Linked DNA regions of Homo sapiens: regions 2, 3, 4 and 5 are each linked to region 1. Evidence: chromatin contacts called from ENCODE Hi-C or POLR2A ChIA-PET data. All regions are on one chromosome and are shown on one strand. The core of a region is the stretch at or near the end of the contact, and the rest is flanking DNA. Distances in the headings are between cores, read along the strand shown. Region 1 holds the start of LYSMD4 (LysM domain containing 4). Region 2 holds the start of SNRPA1 (small nuclear ribonucleoprotein polypeptide A'). Region 3 overlaps LRRK1 (leucine rich repeat kinase 1). Region 4 has its middle 100 kb from the start of IGF1R. Region 5 holds the start of IGF1R (insulin like growth factor 1 receptor).

Region 1 (2,821 bases), core at 186-2,685:
TCTTCACTGAAAATCAAGCCGGAGGGTTAATTCCACAGAAGACATAATCATCCCTCCACCGCCTCGTTTAAAGAGAAGTGTCTTGTTAGAGAGTATTCCTTTTCCTAATCGCTGCAAATACTCAGCATACATCATCAACAGAAAAAAAAGAATGTGCTTATGCTGGCTGAGATGGAAGAAGATAGGCAGAATAAAAACCCTTTGTTTTTTCTAATCGCATACGTTTTGTGCAGAAAACGAACCCCGCCCCTGTTCCTCATCCATAGCTGTCTCCCCTAAACCCACATCTGTAAAGAAACAACTACTTTTGCTCTCAGAGTAGTAAGTTGAGATCCTTGCAATGGCAAGTAAGGGCTGCCGCCAGCCTCCGCGCACTCAGAATCTTCAACTCAGAAGCTTTGCACAATAATTTTGTATTCAATATTTTACACATTGCAAAGTATCTTCACTAAGAAGGTCAGCGCTAAGGACTCTTGCTCAGAACTGTGGGGCTAAACTGCTCTTACTTTGACACAGTTTAACTCACAGTATGTGGGGCAAGCTACGGGGAGAACTCATGCCTGTCAGCCGGAGAAAAGCGTCCAGTTTGCTCACGGGTCACTTTGCATTCATTACATCCCCATTGTCTGGTTTTTATTTTCCCCTTGAGTCAACAGCCAAAGCCGCAAGACCCCTGTTCCTCTCTCCAGATTGTTCGCGTGAGATTCCAGAAACGAAATCTCAAACACGCGGGCTGACAACTTCAGAAAAAGGTGGCTTCGGAGCCACAGGGGAGCAGCCCGTACGGGGACAGCCTGCGGCCCCAGCTCGACCCCCTACTCCCCGCCCACGCCTTCGAGGGTCACAGGCCCACACCCCGCTCCGCGCGCTCCTGAGCCTGCCCGGAGGCGGGAGGCGGCCGGCGGTCCTCGGGGGGTTGAGGGTCACCTGCAGGACCACGGCGGCAGCCCGGGGACGGGGCCAGCCTTCGCGTCCGAGCTCAGGGGCGGCGGCAGCAGCTCCAGGCCCGCTTCCCTCCAAGTCCCTTCTGCGAAAAGATGGGGCACCTCAACAAGAGCTGACAGGAAAATGGGGAGCGGCCCGGCCCCAGGGCTCCACGGCTCCACGGGCGGGGCCCTAACATTCCAGAGGGCAGAACCTCTGACCTCTGACCCCCAACCCTAGCCACCTGGGGCCAGCCCACGACAGTCGCGGTCACCGCCCCTCCAGCTGGAGCGTCCCCCTAGGAGCCCGGGGAGGGGCGGCCCGCCCGCGAACCCTCGAGCGAGGCCAGGTCGCCGTACCGCCATGAGCCCGCGCGGCTCCCTAGCCAGACCGCGGCCCCCTCGTCCAGGCCCCGGTACCTCAGCGCCCAGGCTCCGCCGCGACCGGCGACCGGCGACTCGCGACCCGCGACCCGCGACCCGCAGCTGCCACCGCGCCTGCGGATTGGCTACGAACATCAGCAGGGCCCCCCTGGGGGCGGGACTGGGGAGGCAGCCAATGAAGTCAGCGCTGGGCGGGCACTGGAGCGAGCCTGGCTGCGCGGAGAGCTCATCCCGGGACCACAGGGCCCGGGGCGGGGCTCGGGGCGGGGCTCGGGGCGGGGCTCGACAGGGTTCCACACCCCGGAAGTGGCCCTCGCCCCGCCCACCCGCCTACCAGGTCTACCCGCGCGGGCCCTGGCTTGTTTTCGCGTCTGTTCGGAGTAATAAGGCACCTCAGCTCCTCCCTCCCAAAGTGCTTGGCTTTCTGCTGAGCCGCAGCTTTCTCGCCCGTAAAGAGGCCTTTGACCCCACTTGTGGGTAATGATCTGTAGCTGTGACTCGGGGTGGATTCCAGTAGCGTGGGGTCCCCTGAGCCCTCCTGCGGGGAAGGGCTGGGCGCAGATGGGCGAGGGGTCTTTCTGCGGCGGGATCTGCGCTCCTGGGCCTTTGAGGGCCGCACCAGGGGAGGCATTGCCCCACCCCGAGAAGAAAACAGAAATCCACGAGTGTAAAACATGGATGCGGACAACAGGGACCAAGAAAACTTAAGTCGTGTTTATCAAATGTCAGGTGGCCGAGGATTTCTTAAGATGAAAAGTGGTGGAAGAATTCTCACACACTGGCCGGGCGCGGTGGCTCACGCCCGTAATCCCAGCACTTTGGGAGGCCGAGGCTGGTGGATCACGAGGTCAGGAGTTCGAGACCAGCCTGGCCAAGATGGTGAAACCCCGTCTCTACTAAAAAAATAAAAATAAAAAAAAATAAAAAAGTTAGCCGGGCATGGTGGCGGGCGCCTGTAATCCCAGCTACTCAGGAGGCTGAGACAGAGGATTGCTTGAACCCGGAGGCGGAGGTTGCAGTGAGCCGAGATCGTGCCACTGCACTCCAGCCTGGGCAACAGAGGGAGACTCCATCTCAAAAAAAAACAAAAACAAAAACCTCACACACTAAGGCACAAAGTTCAGAGCTTCTACTTAAAAAGGAAAACCAAAATTAAAAAGCAGATAACCTAGGGAAAATAAACTGAACACAACAAAGGATTAAAATCCTTCGCTGAGAGAGACTTCATATGAATAGGAAAGATGCTAAGACCTCAGCAGGTCTGAGGGAGACCTCAGAGAGACAGGAGCAGATAATTCAGCAAACAATGCAAATGGTCAACAGGTTGAAAATGTTTTTAACCCTCACTTGCAATCAGATTAAACAACAAAGCAAACATTAAAACAAGATCTCACAAACCTTTTCCCACTAATAGGATTTGACTGTGTCCACACCCAAAACTCATCTTGAATTGTAGCTCCCACAGTTTCCACCTGTTGTGGGAGGGACCTGGTGGGAGGTGATTGAATCATGGG
Region 2 (2,821 bases), core at 223-2,722, 1.6 Mb after region 1:
GCACTATAAGAAAAGAAATATTCCGAAGAAGCAAGGTCTACTAAAAAAAGAACTTACCCAAAGTTAAAGGACACAATTCAGAGCTGTACTACACGTACTGCATCAAAATACGTATTCTCAACACTGCACATGCTCCATAAAGAGAAATGGCAGAGATCATCAAAAGTGGTGAGTTGGGCCGGGCGCAGTGGCTCAAGCCTGTAATCCCAGCACTTCGGGAGACCAAGGCGGGCGGATCACCTGAGGTCGGGAGTTCGAGACCAGCCTGACCAACATGGAGAAACCATGTCTTTACTAAAAATACAAAAAATTAGCCGGGCGTGGTGGCGCATGCCTGTATTCCCAGCTACTCGGGAGGCTTGAGACACAGGAATCACCTGAACCGGGGAGGCGGCGGTTGCAGTGAGCCGAGATCACGCCACTGCGCTCCAGCTGGGGCGGAAAGAGCGAGACTCCATCTCAACACAACACAACACAAAACAGTGGGATTTCCCAAAGGTCGGCAAGAAATCTAAGCAGATCCCGCAGCGATGCTGCTCCGAGGCCATAGGTCCCCATGGGAACAAATCTCAGGCTACGACAGCATGGTCTTATCCTCAGAGAAGTTGCTCTATCACGTCCCTTTTAAAGCCGTCTCCTGAAATGCCAACTAGCTAGCTGCCCTCCCAGTATCTTACCAAGTCTTGCTAAGGTTGAAATAGTACAGGAATCTGAATAATTGCGAGCGCTTCCACAACTTACACACAGCACCCGGCGGTGCAAGCCTGGGTGACACAGTTCAATTTTTAAAACGTCTTCATATAGGGGAAACGCCAGACAATTAAAGCTACTAAGTAGAAAATACTGGAGGAAACAATCGCGGTTGTTCGGGGACTTAGTTTCCTCCCTCACATTAGGAATAATGAACACATATCCTATCTACGCTCAAAATATCATCTGGCGGCAAGTATTAAGAACCAATCCCGCGCCCTGCACTTGCGTTACAACCATTAATGAGCCGCTCTTCCGGGCCCTCAAACAGCCAGCGGCGAAACAGCCAAGCAAGGCCTAACAGGGCCCCACGAGGACGCACCAGGAAGTAATGAAGTCACCCGTGCCTGTCAAGAGGCACGGCGCTAACAGAAGGCTCCCAGGAGCTTAACCGGATGCTCATCTGGCAACAACGGCAAGAATCAGGCCCGGCGTTCCCTGCGCAGCCCGGTCGGAGCCCAGACAACCGGCCCGCGGGCCAAGCTCCGGCCTTCGGTGCACGCGGCAAAGCGCGGAAAATAAGGCGGCTCGGTGCCGCCTGGGGACTGGCCGCCCACGCCCCCGGACTCACCCCGGAGGTCCAGCTCCCGGTCGCGCACCGCGTTGGTGTACTGCGCCGCCTGCTCGATCAGCTCCGCCGTCAGCTTGACCATCCTGCAGCCTCCCGTTCCCCCGCGCTGTGGAAAGCCCGTGGCCTCCCGCCAGCGAGACGTCCCAGCGTGCCCCGCGCCCCGCCGCCAGGCAGCACCAATCGCAGCCGCCGAGTGCGCGCGCAGCTCGACCGCCAGGCCGAAGCAATCGAAGAGCCACGCCTCCGGGGGCGTTCTTGCCGGAAGTCGTGGCGCGCGCACAGGGGATGTGTCTCGTTCTGGGTTGTTTCCTAGGGTGTGTTTCGGAGTCTGGAGGACCCCTGATTCCAGACGTTGGTGTTTAAAAGTTAAGGCGAATGTGGAAACACCCGAGGGGAACTTTCTCATGCATTAGCGCACCTCGAGGTGGGAGGGGAAGCGGTGACTGTCCTCCCTCCACCAGCCGTCGCGGGAACCCGTGGGGTTCAGTGAAGGGTCCAGCAGTTCAGGTGCCCGCCCCGGGCCTGGGCCTTGGCTCCGGGCTACAGTGTGAGATCCCGGGCTAGGTGGCCCGCCTGGGGCAGGTCGCCGGGACAACCCCACCGCCCCGCAAGTCCAGCCCGGCCTCGGGCACGGTAGGGTTTGCGGTTAAGCTTGTGACCTTTAGACTTCTGAATATTCATATGTATGAAATGTGATATACATAAAAGTGTGCATATCAGGAATTTACAGTGATTAATGACCAGAGTGAACACAGCTGCGTAGCCGACACCGGGATCCAAAACACCGCTATTCTGAAAGCCTCCCTCTTTCCCAAAAGGCAACCGCGAACTCAACACTACAAATTCGGTTTGCTTGCTTTTGCTATAAATAGAATCATGCAGTATGCTTTTTTTTTTGGCCTAGTTTCATGGAGTCTATATTATGTCTGGAGTCCATCCAGGTTGCATACAGAGATGGTTTGTTTGCTTTTGCTGCTGAAGAGAATTCCATTGTATATATTATACCATAAATTACTTATTCTGCTGTTGATAGACATCAAAGTTGTTTTCAGTTAGGGCTATTCTGAGTAATGCTACTATGAATTTTCTGGTACGTGGTTCTGATGCACGTTTGCATGAGTTTGTCCTGGAGTGGGACTGCTGGGACATAGGGTATATCTATCATCAATAAGTAATGCCCAACAGTTATGCTAAGAGGCTGAAATAATATACACACTCCAGCGGTGTGTAAGGGTTTTCATGGCTTCCAGCTTCAGCCTTCTTGGCATTTTAACTCTATAACTTCAGCTATTCTGATGGGTGTGTGGTGGTATTGCACTACTGCTTTGCTTTGCTTTTCTCTAATAACTAATGAAGCTGAGAACCTTCTCATGTGTATGGTGCCCATTCTGATAGCTTCCTTGGTTAAGTGTTCTTTCGAGTCCCTGGCTCATTTTTTTTTTTTCCTTATGGAGTTGTCTGCCTTTTTTCTTATTGATTTGTGGAATTTCTTTATATATT
Region 3 (2,821 bases), core at 119-2,618, 1.3 Mb after region 1:
CCGTCACCTGCCGCCAATTTTTGAGGAATTCATCCCACGTTATTGGGACCTTTCTCGTAGCCTCTGCTTGTTACATTTTCCCATTTGCGAAGCACTAATTTTTGTTCATATTTCTGCTCCTCTAATTTTCCAATACGGATTTCCAGTTGCTTCGAAGAAACAGACCCAAAAGCAGATTTCTTCTCCCCAGAAACCTGATTGAGCCCAATATTCTTCGGTAATCAGGAAGAAAGAGCAAAGTCCTGCTCCCATATATTTCGCCAGGTCCCTTTGACCACCCCATGCCGGAAAACCGCTGGCCCTTCTGACTCCCTCTGGTGGAAATAAAGGAAGACCAGTGAGAAATGAGTGGAGCAAAGACATTTTGTTTAGCAGGACTTCAACGGCAAGAGCGCCAGCCACCAGGACTTGCGTGTGGCAGAGACCCACAGGCTGGCAGAGGAGCGGGAGCTTTCTAGTGGGACAAAGGGAAGGCCTCCGGGGCCTCCTGCCGGGAGGCCGTTGTCGTGGGGAAGCTGGGGGGCCTCGCTGCAGGCTGGGCATCCTATGGGATTGGTAGGGGTGCAAAGTTGGCTCTCTCGGGTTGGTCCTAAATGGAAAGTGAGGACAAAAATTAGAGAATCGGTCAGTTATTAACCAAGTCCTGGCCATTTTAGACTGACTTTTACGGAAATGATGGCTTAGCTTCCTGGGTTGTTACTAGAGATAAGAAGTGGCTCATGCCTGTAATTGCAGCACTTTGGGAGGCCAAGGTGGGTGGATTGCCCGAGGTCAGGAGTTTGAGACCAGCCTGAGCTCGACGAACATGGTGAAACACCGTCTCTAATAAAAACACAAAAATTAGCCGTGAGTGGTGGTGCAGCTACTGAGGAGGCTGAGGCAGGAGAATCGCTTGAACCCGGGAAGCGGCGGTTGCAGTGAGCCGAGATCGCACCACTGCACTCCAGCCTGGGCGACAGAGCGAGACTCCATCTCAAAAAAAAAAAAAAAAAAAAAAAAAAAAAAAAAAGAGGCTGGCCTCCTGCAAGAGACTGGCTTCCCGGGCTGTTTGCTATAGATAAAGAGGTTGGTTTCCTAGGCAGGTCACTGTGGGTCGTGGGCCAGAGTTCTGTTTTTTATATATTGTGTGGCCATCGTCTGTCTGTATCTCAGGCTCGCTCTGAAAGCAGCCTGTCCACCAAGCACCCTGGCGCGGTGCGGGCAGCTGCAGGCGGCAGCTCCTCTGATCACAGGAAAGGCCGCCTTGAAGGGAGGTCAGAGACTTGGGTTTGGGAGTCAGCTTTCTTCTCCAGTCTGGGGGAGGCGCCTGGACGCTTCAGCGGTCTCCTCTGTACGTGGACAATCCCGCCGCGCTCTTCCCTGTGAGCCGCCTCTTGAGGGGCGGCACTGAGCCCGCGCCCACCGGCGCCCTCTGGAGGTTGGAGGGTGACTTGCAGGCGCTGTGCACAGATTGCCTGTGAGACGCAGGTGCCGATGGGAACAGGTAGCTCTTCTGCACCCACCACCGTGGCAGGTGCCGGCGGCCGAGAAGGACATGTGCAGGCCTCTTGGGACCCGGGCTGGAGCAGGCACACAGACGCGCATTTGCATTAACCCTTGCTTTATTCCAAGCCCATGTGGGCCCTGAACTCACCCTCCACATGTGCTTTTCCTTTCTTTCCACCACCAGGCTCTCCGTGTGAAATGGTCCCATCTCAGACTGCCCTGGGTAGACCTAGACTGGCTCATAGACATCTCCTGCCAGATCACGGAGCTCGACCTTTCTGCCAACTGCCTGGCGACCCTCCCCTCGGTTATCCCCTGGGGCCTCATCAATCTCCGGAAGCTGAACCTCTCCGACAACCACCTGGGGGAGCTGCCTGGCGTGCAGTCATCGGACGAAATCATCTGTTCCAGGTGGCTCCCCGGGGTGTGACCGGAGCCGTGTGTGACCCCGCTGTCACCGTTGTGCTCCTGCACATGCTCCCGGGTTGTATTTTGTGGTTTTGGGGGAAAAATGTTCTGGCTAAAATAGGAGAAGGAGTTTTGCCTACCCTGAGGCAAGCCTCCCTTTCAGGTTAAAACAGAGAGGTTTAGAGAGATCATTTGTCTGGCCCAAGTTTACACAGCTCACCCGGGGACATGCGAATGCTTGCCTGAGATGCTTGTCTTGGTCCTGCCCAGGAATCAGATGAGGGCAGCCAAACCTTCCCACACTGGTGGATGCAATGGGGCTCTGAGGCACCAGCTTTTACTCTGCCTTCCAGGGAAAGTGGGAAGGGCCTCAGAGAAAGGGTTAACTCTGCAGGACTCTGGCAGCAGGTGGACAGTGTGGGCAGTCCAGGCTTGCTTCTTCTGGAGGCCTTGGAGGGAGACCTGAGCCTTACCCCTGAGCTTGCATGGAAGGAGGAATGACCTTAGTTGATTTCTTTATTTTTTATTTTTATTTTTATTTTTTTTGAGACGGAGTCTCACTCTGCTGCCCAACTGGAGTGCAGTGGCATAATCTCGGCTCATGGCAACCTGCAACTCCCTGGTTCAAGCAATTCTCCTGTCTCAGCCTCCCGAGTAACTGGGATTACAGGCACATGCCACCACACCCAGCTAATTTTTGTATTTTTAGTAGAGACGGGGTTTCACCGTGTTGGCCAGGATGGTCTTGACCTCCTGACCTCATGATCCGCCTGCCTCGGCCTCCCAAAGTGCTGAGATTACAGGCATGAGCCACCGCACCTGGCCTGATTTCTTTTGGACACATAACTGCAAGTCCTCATTCCATAAAGGGTTGAATCGATTTTTAAAATGAAAAACCAAGGCTCTAAGTGAAGCAAGAGTCAAGAAT
Region 4 (2,821 bases), core at 189-2,688, 1.2 Mb before region 1:
GATTAAATTTTCAAGAGCTTGCCTCTGAAACCTGGTCAGAATGTATTTACAACTCACCTGGTGAGATGATGCGTATCTTAAGCTGGAATTCTCTTTCGTTAGGTCTTGCTTAATTGAATCAAGCAAAGTCATTTTGGGATCGTCCCAAAAGAAACCCTTTTATCTCAAGGCAAATGTGTTTTAACAAGGCCCTAAGGTGAATAAAAGCTAGGTTTCCACTCACCGGAGCTCTCTGCTCCTCCTTTCAAAAGCCTACCACTCTACTTCATTTGTTTTTCTTTTAAGTGAGGAAATTGCTTATGGAGTTAACTGTTGCCAGTGAAAGCAACAAGTTGCCTCTCCCCTCCTCTACTCTTAAGAAACACCTTGTTTCCCTCCCTCTCTTCCTTCCTTCTTTTAAAATAAATAAGTTATGCATAGCTGGAGCGTGCATGCAATGCTCAGGCGTGGTCCTGGTATAGCCAATAGCGTCATATTCAGCCCTGTTTAATTCCCACTGTCTTGGGTCTAGAATTTAGGCTTTTGAGAAATCTTTATTGAATTAATGAAAACTCAAAGACCACGATTCTGCATTCCCCCAAATCCTGAAGTGCAGTAGGAGCCCATGCAGGGCTTGGGACGGGCTTTTTGCCTCAGCAGCCAGGACAGCCTCTGCATCCGTGACCACCTCCCCGCCCCCCTCGCATTCCCCCCCATCCCCTGGTGATATCCTTCTAGCGCAGGCTCGTGCTCTGGAGGCGGGGTGGGGCCGGGATTCTGCAGCTGTAACCAACTCCCCCGCTGGGGGCATGGGGCTGGTCCCTGGGGCGCACAGAGAAGTTGTGACAGATAATTGACGTGATCGGGAGGGGCGTCCAGGCAGACCTCATGTGACTTCTAAAACCAACCCACAAATCTGAAGCGTGGCTTGCGTGGTCAGCCGCCTGCCTGGCACCCGGTGAACAGTTTCTCCCGGACTCTCTGCATCTAGCCCCAAAGAATCTAAGATTCTTTGTCTAGAAAAGTGCCCTGGTCTTCCCTGGCACCCTTCGCGGTGGGTTTCCTTGACTCCGCATAAACTCCCGTTCCAGCCCAAATCAGAGGCGGTCGCAGCAGCCGTTCCTCGTCTCCATCAGCATCCGCGTTGCCATTTCCCCGTCCTGAGCTGTTGCTCATATCAAATGTCACTCGGGGATGACTAAGAGCCGATGTTGATGAGGAGCCTTCAGCGTTACGGTAAAGGAGCTCGTGCAAACTTAGACCCCAGTCATCTGACGGTCACGTGGGCGGGCGTCGCGGCCCAGGCCCCCGCCTCCTCCGTCCTCCGCGATTCGGACATGACACGGTCCTCCGCGAAGGGCAGGCGTTACATAAACCCGGCGAGCTCACACCGTGCGGCGGGGAGCAGCGCGAACGCTCGACCCGGACACCTCCCTTCCAGGTCCCGTTCCGTAGGCGGGGCCGCTCCCGAGGCACAAGGAGGCCTGCGCGGCGCCCGAGGTGTCCGGATCCCAAAACAGGACCCCAGGAGTTTCTCACACTCAGGACTGGCCCCTAGTTGTCAATCCAGAAAAGGCATCCTCCGTCCTAGATCCAGCCTGTATTTCACGGAAAGCGTTTCCTCCCCCATCCCCAAAGCCGGCAGGGGTGGGGCGGAGAGGGGAGGCCCGGGGAGACTGACTCTATTATATAAACTTGTAATTGGCTCCGGTTCCTGCGGCTCGGGCGGCACTGCAGGACGTTTCCAACCAGATGGGTTGTGAGGCCCCGCGGCTTCCTCCTCTTCTTCCCTCCCCCTCCGCGCCCGTCCCCTGGCCAGCCAAGCCCCACCCTTCTGCCTTCCCAAGGCTACCAGAATTTCCCTGTCTTTCCAGTCCTCCCCTGCACAGGAGATGGCACCCAGAAAAGAAATGCATGATGATTTGAAAATGGTATTCCATTGTTAAACGAATGTATTCCCAGTCTGCTAGTCCTGGCTCCAGCTGACTCTTAGAATCAATCACCTCAGTAACTCAAATGTTCCAAGCTGGGAATCAGTCATCTCAGACCGGCATTCTCAAATGAGCTGGGCGTAGGGGGGTTGTCAAAACTCAGAGCGCTGAGCCCGACGCCCAGAATTATGTTCGATCGCTCTAGATTGGGCCCCAGAAATGTGTATTTCTTTCTTTCTTTTTAGAGGCAGGGTCTCCTTCTGTCGCCCAGGCTGGAGTCCAGTGGTGGAGTCATGGCTCACTGCAGCCTCCACCTCCTGGGCTCAAGCCATCCTCCTGCCTCGGCCTCCCTCATTATAGACATGAGCCACCACACCCAGCGAGGAAGGTGCATTTCTACAAGTTATCAAGTGATGCTGATGCTGTGGAATAGTATACACAGGAGCAGGGTGGTGGTTTATATAATTCTCCTTCCATTAAAAAGGTTTGCAAAACAAATTAATAGTGTGAACAGAATGTCAGGAAGACCAGCCTCCTCTCAGGGATTCTCTGGCAGTTTAGAAGTGAGAGGTGACAGCGTGCTGGCAGCCCTCACAGCCCTTGCTCGCTCTCGGCGCCTCCTCGGCCTTGGTGCCCACTCTGGCCACGCTTGAGGAGCCCTTCAGCCCGCCGCTGCACTGTGGGAGCCCCTTTCTGGGCTGGCCAAGGTCAGAGCCGGCTCCCTCAGCTTGCGGGGAGGTTTGGAGGGGGAGGCGCAGGCGGGAACCGGGGCTGCGGGAGGTGCTTGCGGGCCAGCGCGAGTTCTGGGTGGGCGTGGGCTTGGCGGGCCCGCACTCAGAGCGGCCAGCCGGCCCCACCGGCCCCAGGCAGTGAGGGGCTTAGCACATGGGCCAGCAGCTGCTGTGCTCGAC
Region 5 (2,821 bases), core at 196-2,695, 1.1 Mb before region 1:
TGCCACTGCTGGGCTGTTTCCCTCTTTGAGGACCTGGTCTCCGCAGCATTTATTCATTAGATGGCAGTCCTAGGGGAGTCTCGCTTTGGGGAAACCTCTCCTCCTGCACATTCAAGAAAACAACCGCGGAGACTTAGGGTCGGTACTGGTTTCCAGTCACTTACGTAGCAAACGAAGCAAGAGGAACGTGCCTGGGAGGACCCGAGACAGGTGCGGGTGGGTTTCCGCAGTAGCCGCTGATCCCGAGTGCATGCGGCGTGTTCCCGGGTCGGGACCGCGGCCAAGGGAGGCTTCCCGGCCCCAGCCTCCACCCCCTCCTCGGCGCCCCGGGACCCGGACACGCCCCCCGAGCTTCGGAGACCCGCAGCGTGCACGCGCCCCGGCCGCTCCCCGCAGCCGCCCACGTGGTGGAGCCCTGAGCTGCGCGAGGCCGCGGAGAGCGCTCAGGGCGGGCGGCTGGTCCGGGAGGCCACGCCAGCGCGACCCAGCCGAGTCGGCCCCCAGCCCGGGCCCCCACATTTCCTCCCCCGGAGGGAGGGAGGCGACTCTCCGCGGGCTGCCCTCCCCAGCGCCCGCCGCGCCCTCTGGCGGCCGCCGCGGGGACGCGCCCGGGGCACGCGGCGCTGCCTGTCTGGGCCCCCCTTCCGGGGCGCGGGGCCCGCGAGGGGCGGCGGGGTCCTCTCTCCTCGAGCCACTCTGGGCCGAGCCACACGGGCCGCGCCCTTCCCCCTCCGCTCCCCCTGAGCCCCCAAACTCCGGGCTCCACGGTCGCAACGCCGCGGGCACCCCAGCCTGGCGTGAAAGTGCCCGGCGTAGTAGCCTGGGGGGGGGGTCCCCTTTCTCCCAGGTGCGCCCCTTCCGCCACGTTCGGGCTTTCCAGTACGCAGCGAAAAAAATGCCGCATGCACGCATTTATTTATTTTGCAACAGCTGCAAGAAACAATGAAGCTTTTCAAGAACCGGGGAAACGCGCTTTCCAGCCGCGCTGTTGTTGTTTTCAATGAACCTCTCCCAGCCCCGCACTCCCCGCCCACCCCTCCCCTCTCCTGCCCACCCCTCCCCTGCCTAGCCTTTCCCTGGCTACCCACCCCTGCCCCGCCGAGACCGGACCGGCGGCGGGGGCATTGTTTTTGGAGTCGGGCGGGAGGGGAGGGCGCGTGCGGGGTGGCCGGCGCAGTGCGGTGGGGGCGGGAGCGGGTGGGCACGCGCGCGTGTCTCTGTGTGCGCGCGGGAGGCGGTGGGGCGGGAGATGGGGGCGGCGCCTCGCAGTCTCGCGCCCCACGCCCGGGCTCCGCTCCGCACGTCTTGGGGAACCGGGCTCCGGTTTTTTGCGCGCGCCGGCCTGGGCCGGGCCCTCGGCGCGCCGCTGCTGCGGCGGTGGCCGCTCGAGTGTGCGAGCGGGCGCGTGTGCGCGGGCCAGGGCGCGCGCGCGCGCGCGAGCCCCCAGTGTGTGGCAGCGGCGGCGGCGGCGCGGCGAGGCTGGGGCTCTTGTTTACCAGCATTAACTCCGCTGAGCGGAAAAAAAAAGGGAAAAAACCCGAGGAGGAGCGAGCGCACCAGGCGAACTCGAGAGAGGCGGGAGAGCGAGAGGGACGCCGCCAGCGAGCCTGCCCACGGCCGGCGCTCGCAGACCCTCGGCCCCGCTCCCCGGATCCCCCCGCGCCCTCCACGCCCCTCCCGCGCGGGGGCAGCTCCACGGCGCGCCTCGCCTCGGCTGTGACCTTCAGCGAGCCGGAGCCCCCGCGCAGAGCAGGCGGCGGCGGGCGGGGGCCGGGCGGGGGCCGGCGCGGGGCGGGCGGCGGCGCAGAGCCGGGCGGCGCGGCGGGAGTGCTGAGCGCGGCGCGGCCGGCCCGCCGCTTTGTGTGTGTCCTGGATTTGGGAAGGAGCTCGCCGCGGCGGCGGCGGCGCTGAGGGAGGAGGCGGCGGCGAGCGGAGCCAGGAGGAGGAGGAGGAGGGGGAGCCGCTCATTCATTTTGACTCCGCGTTTCTGCCCCTCGCCGGCCTCGCCTGTGACCCGGACTTCGGGGCGATCTTGCGAACTGCGTCGCGCCCTCCCGCGGCGGAAGCTCGGGCGTCCGGCCGCCTCCCGCGCGGCCAGGGCCGGGCTTGTTTTTCCTCGCCTAGGCAGATTTGGGCTTTGCCCCCTTTCTTTGCAGTTTTCCCCCCTTCCTGCCTCTCCGGGTTTGAAAATGGAGGCCGACGACGCCGACAGCCCGCCCCGGCGCGCCTCGGGTTCCCGACTCCGCCGAGCCCTGGGCCGCTGCTGCCGGCGCTGAGGGGCCGCCCCGCGCCGCCCGCCCCGTCCGCGCACCCGGAGGGCCCCGGCGGCGCCGCCTTCGGAGTATTGTTTCCTTCGCCCTTGTTTTTGGAGGGGGAGCGAAGACTGAGTTTGAGACTTGTTTCCTTTCATTTCCTTTTTTTCTTTTCTTTTCTTTTTTTTTTTTTTTTTTTTTTTTGAGAAAGGGGAATTTCATCCCAAATAAAAGGAATGAAGTCTGGCTCCGGAGGAGGGTCCCCGACCTCGCTGTGGGGGCTCCTGTTTCTCTCCGCCGCGCTCTCGCTCTGGCCGACGAGTGGAGAAAGTGAGTATGTGCCCGCCGCCCGCGGCCACTGCGGGAACTTTTCCTCCGAGGGGCTGCGCCCTGTTTGCGAAACCCGAGTTGCCACCGTCGCAGCTGTCGGGCCCCCGGGCTCGGGAGCGGCGGGGTGGGGCGCAGGGCGGCTCTGCCGGGAGGGAGGCTGCAGCGGACCCGGGACCCGGGCTCGTTCGTCTGGAGCCCCGCGGGCCCTGGCTCCGCGCATCCCCGCGCGGGAAGGGCTT

The links. Hi-C counts contacts between places; a loop is a spot of excess contacts on that map. ChIA-PET counts read pairs that join two places held with the same protein, here RNA polymerase II (POLR2A). Pooled maps may share reads with other maps.
Region 2: a loop to region 1 is called in a map of CD8-positive, alpha-beta T cell, with 19 times the contacts of the local background. The contact joins the promoter of SNRPA1 here to the promoter of LYSMD4 in region 1. A Hi-C loop is called at or near these places in 2 of 168 maps with a recorded cell type or tissue (both CD8-positive, alpha-beta T cell), 1 of 37 single-sample maps with no recorded cell type and 5 of 50 pooled maps.
Region 3: a pooled map shows a loop between it and region 1 (5-fold over the local background). The contact joins the enhancer-like site here to the promoter of LYSMD4 in region 1. A Hi-C loop is called at or near these places in 2 of 50 pooled maps. POLR2A ChIA-PET finds 5 or more read pairs at or near these places in 3 of 52 experiments (Caco-2, PC-9 and RWPE1).
Region 4: a loop to region 1 is called in a pooled map, with 10 times the contacts of the local background. The contact joins the enhancer-like site here to the promoter of LYSMD4 in region 1. A Hi-C loop is called at or near these places in 4 of 50 pooled maps. POLR2A ChIA-PET finds 5 or more read pairs at or near these places in 2 of 52 experiments (BJ and activated B cell).
Region 5: a map of B cell shows a loop between it and region 1 (8-fold over the local background). The contact joins the promoter of IGF1R here to the promoter of LYSMD4 in region 1. A Hi-C loop is called at or near these places in 4 of 168 maps with a recorded cell type or tissue (B cell, CD4-positive, alpha-beta memory T cell, CD8-positive, alpha-beta T cell and 1 more) and 11 of 50 pooled maps. POLR2A ChIA-PET finds 5 or more read pairs at or near these places in 1 of 52 experiments (CD4-positive, alpha-beta T cell).

What each region holds. Positions count from the first base shown.
Region 1 is chr15:99,732,002-99,734,822 of GRCh38, forward strand. LYSMD4 (LysM domain containing 4) reads right to left here and starts at 1,436. Exons shown (of 3, transcript NM_001284417.2): 1 at 1,344-1,436; 2 at 1-6. RefSeq lists silencers at 886-995, 1,036-1,765.
Region 2 is chr15:101,293,776-101,296,596 of GRCh38, forward strand. It overlaps SNRPA1 (small nuclear ribonucleoprotein polypeptide A'), which reads right to left and starts at 1,473. Exons shown (of 9, transcript NM_003090.4): 1 at 1,322-1,473. The coding sequence starts at 1,403. It overlaps SNRPA1-DT (SNRPA1 divergent transcript), which reads left to right and starts at 1,573. Exons shown (of 2, transcript NR_186319.1): 1 at 1,573-1,954. RefSeq lists enhancers at 427-1,058, 1,622-1,671, 1,732-1,821 and a silencer at 1,202-1,391.
Region 3 is chr15:101,007,168-101,009,988 of GRCh38, forward strand. LRRK1 (leucine rich repeat kinase 1) reads left to right here. Exons shown (of 34, transcript NM_024652.6): 7 at 1,670-1,896. Among named protein-coding and RNA genes, the nearest start is that of LRRK1, 89 kb to the left of the region's middle. RefSeq lists enhancers at 1-111, 1,090-1,419. Within about 2 kb of position 1,369, at least 17 of the 41 ENCODE cell types and tissues checked have a DNase peak (open chromatin) inside an H3K27ac peak, as active enhancers do.
Region 4 is chr15:98,547,098-98,549,918 of GRCh38, forward strand. No RefSeq gene overlaps it. Among named protein-coding and RNA genes, the nearest start is that of IGF1R, 100 kb to the right of the region's middle. Within about 2 kb of position 1,439, at least 28 of the 41 ENCODE cell types and tissues checked have a DNase peak (open chromatin) inside an H3K27ac peak, as active enhancers do.
Region 5 is chr15:98,647,094-98,649,914 of GRCh38, forward strand. It overlaps IGF1R (insulin like growth factor 1 receptor), which reads left to right and starts at 1,446. Exons shown (of 21, transcript NM_000875.5): 1 at 1,446-2,582. The coding sequence starts at 2,489. It overlaps IRAIN (IGF1R antisense imprinted non-protein coding RNA), which reads right to left. Exons shown (of 1, transcript NR_126453.2): 1 at 1-2,821. RefSeq lists an enhancer at 1-169 and silencers at 181-230, 241-710, 771-830, 1,201-1,470.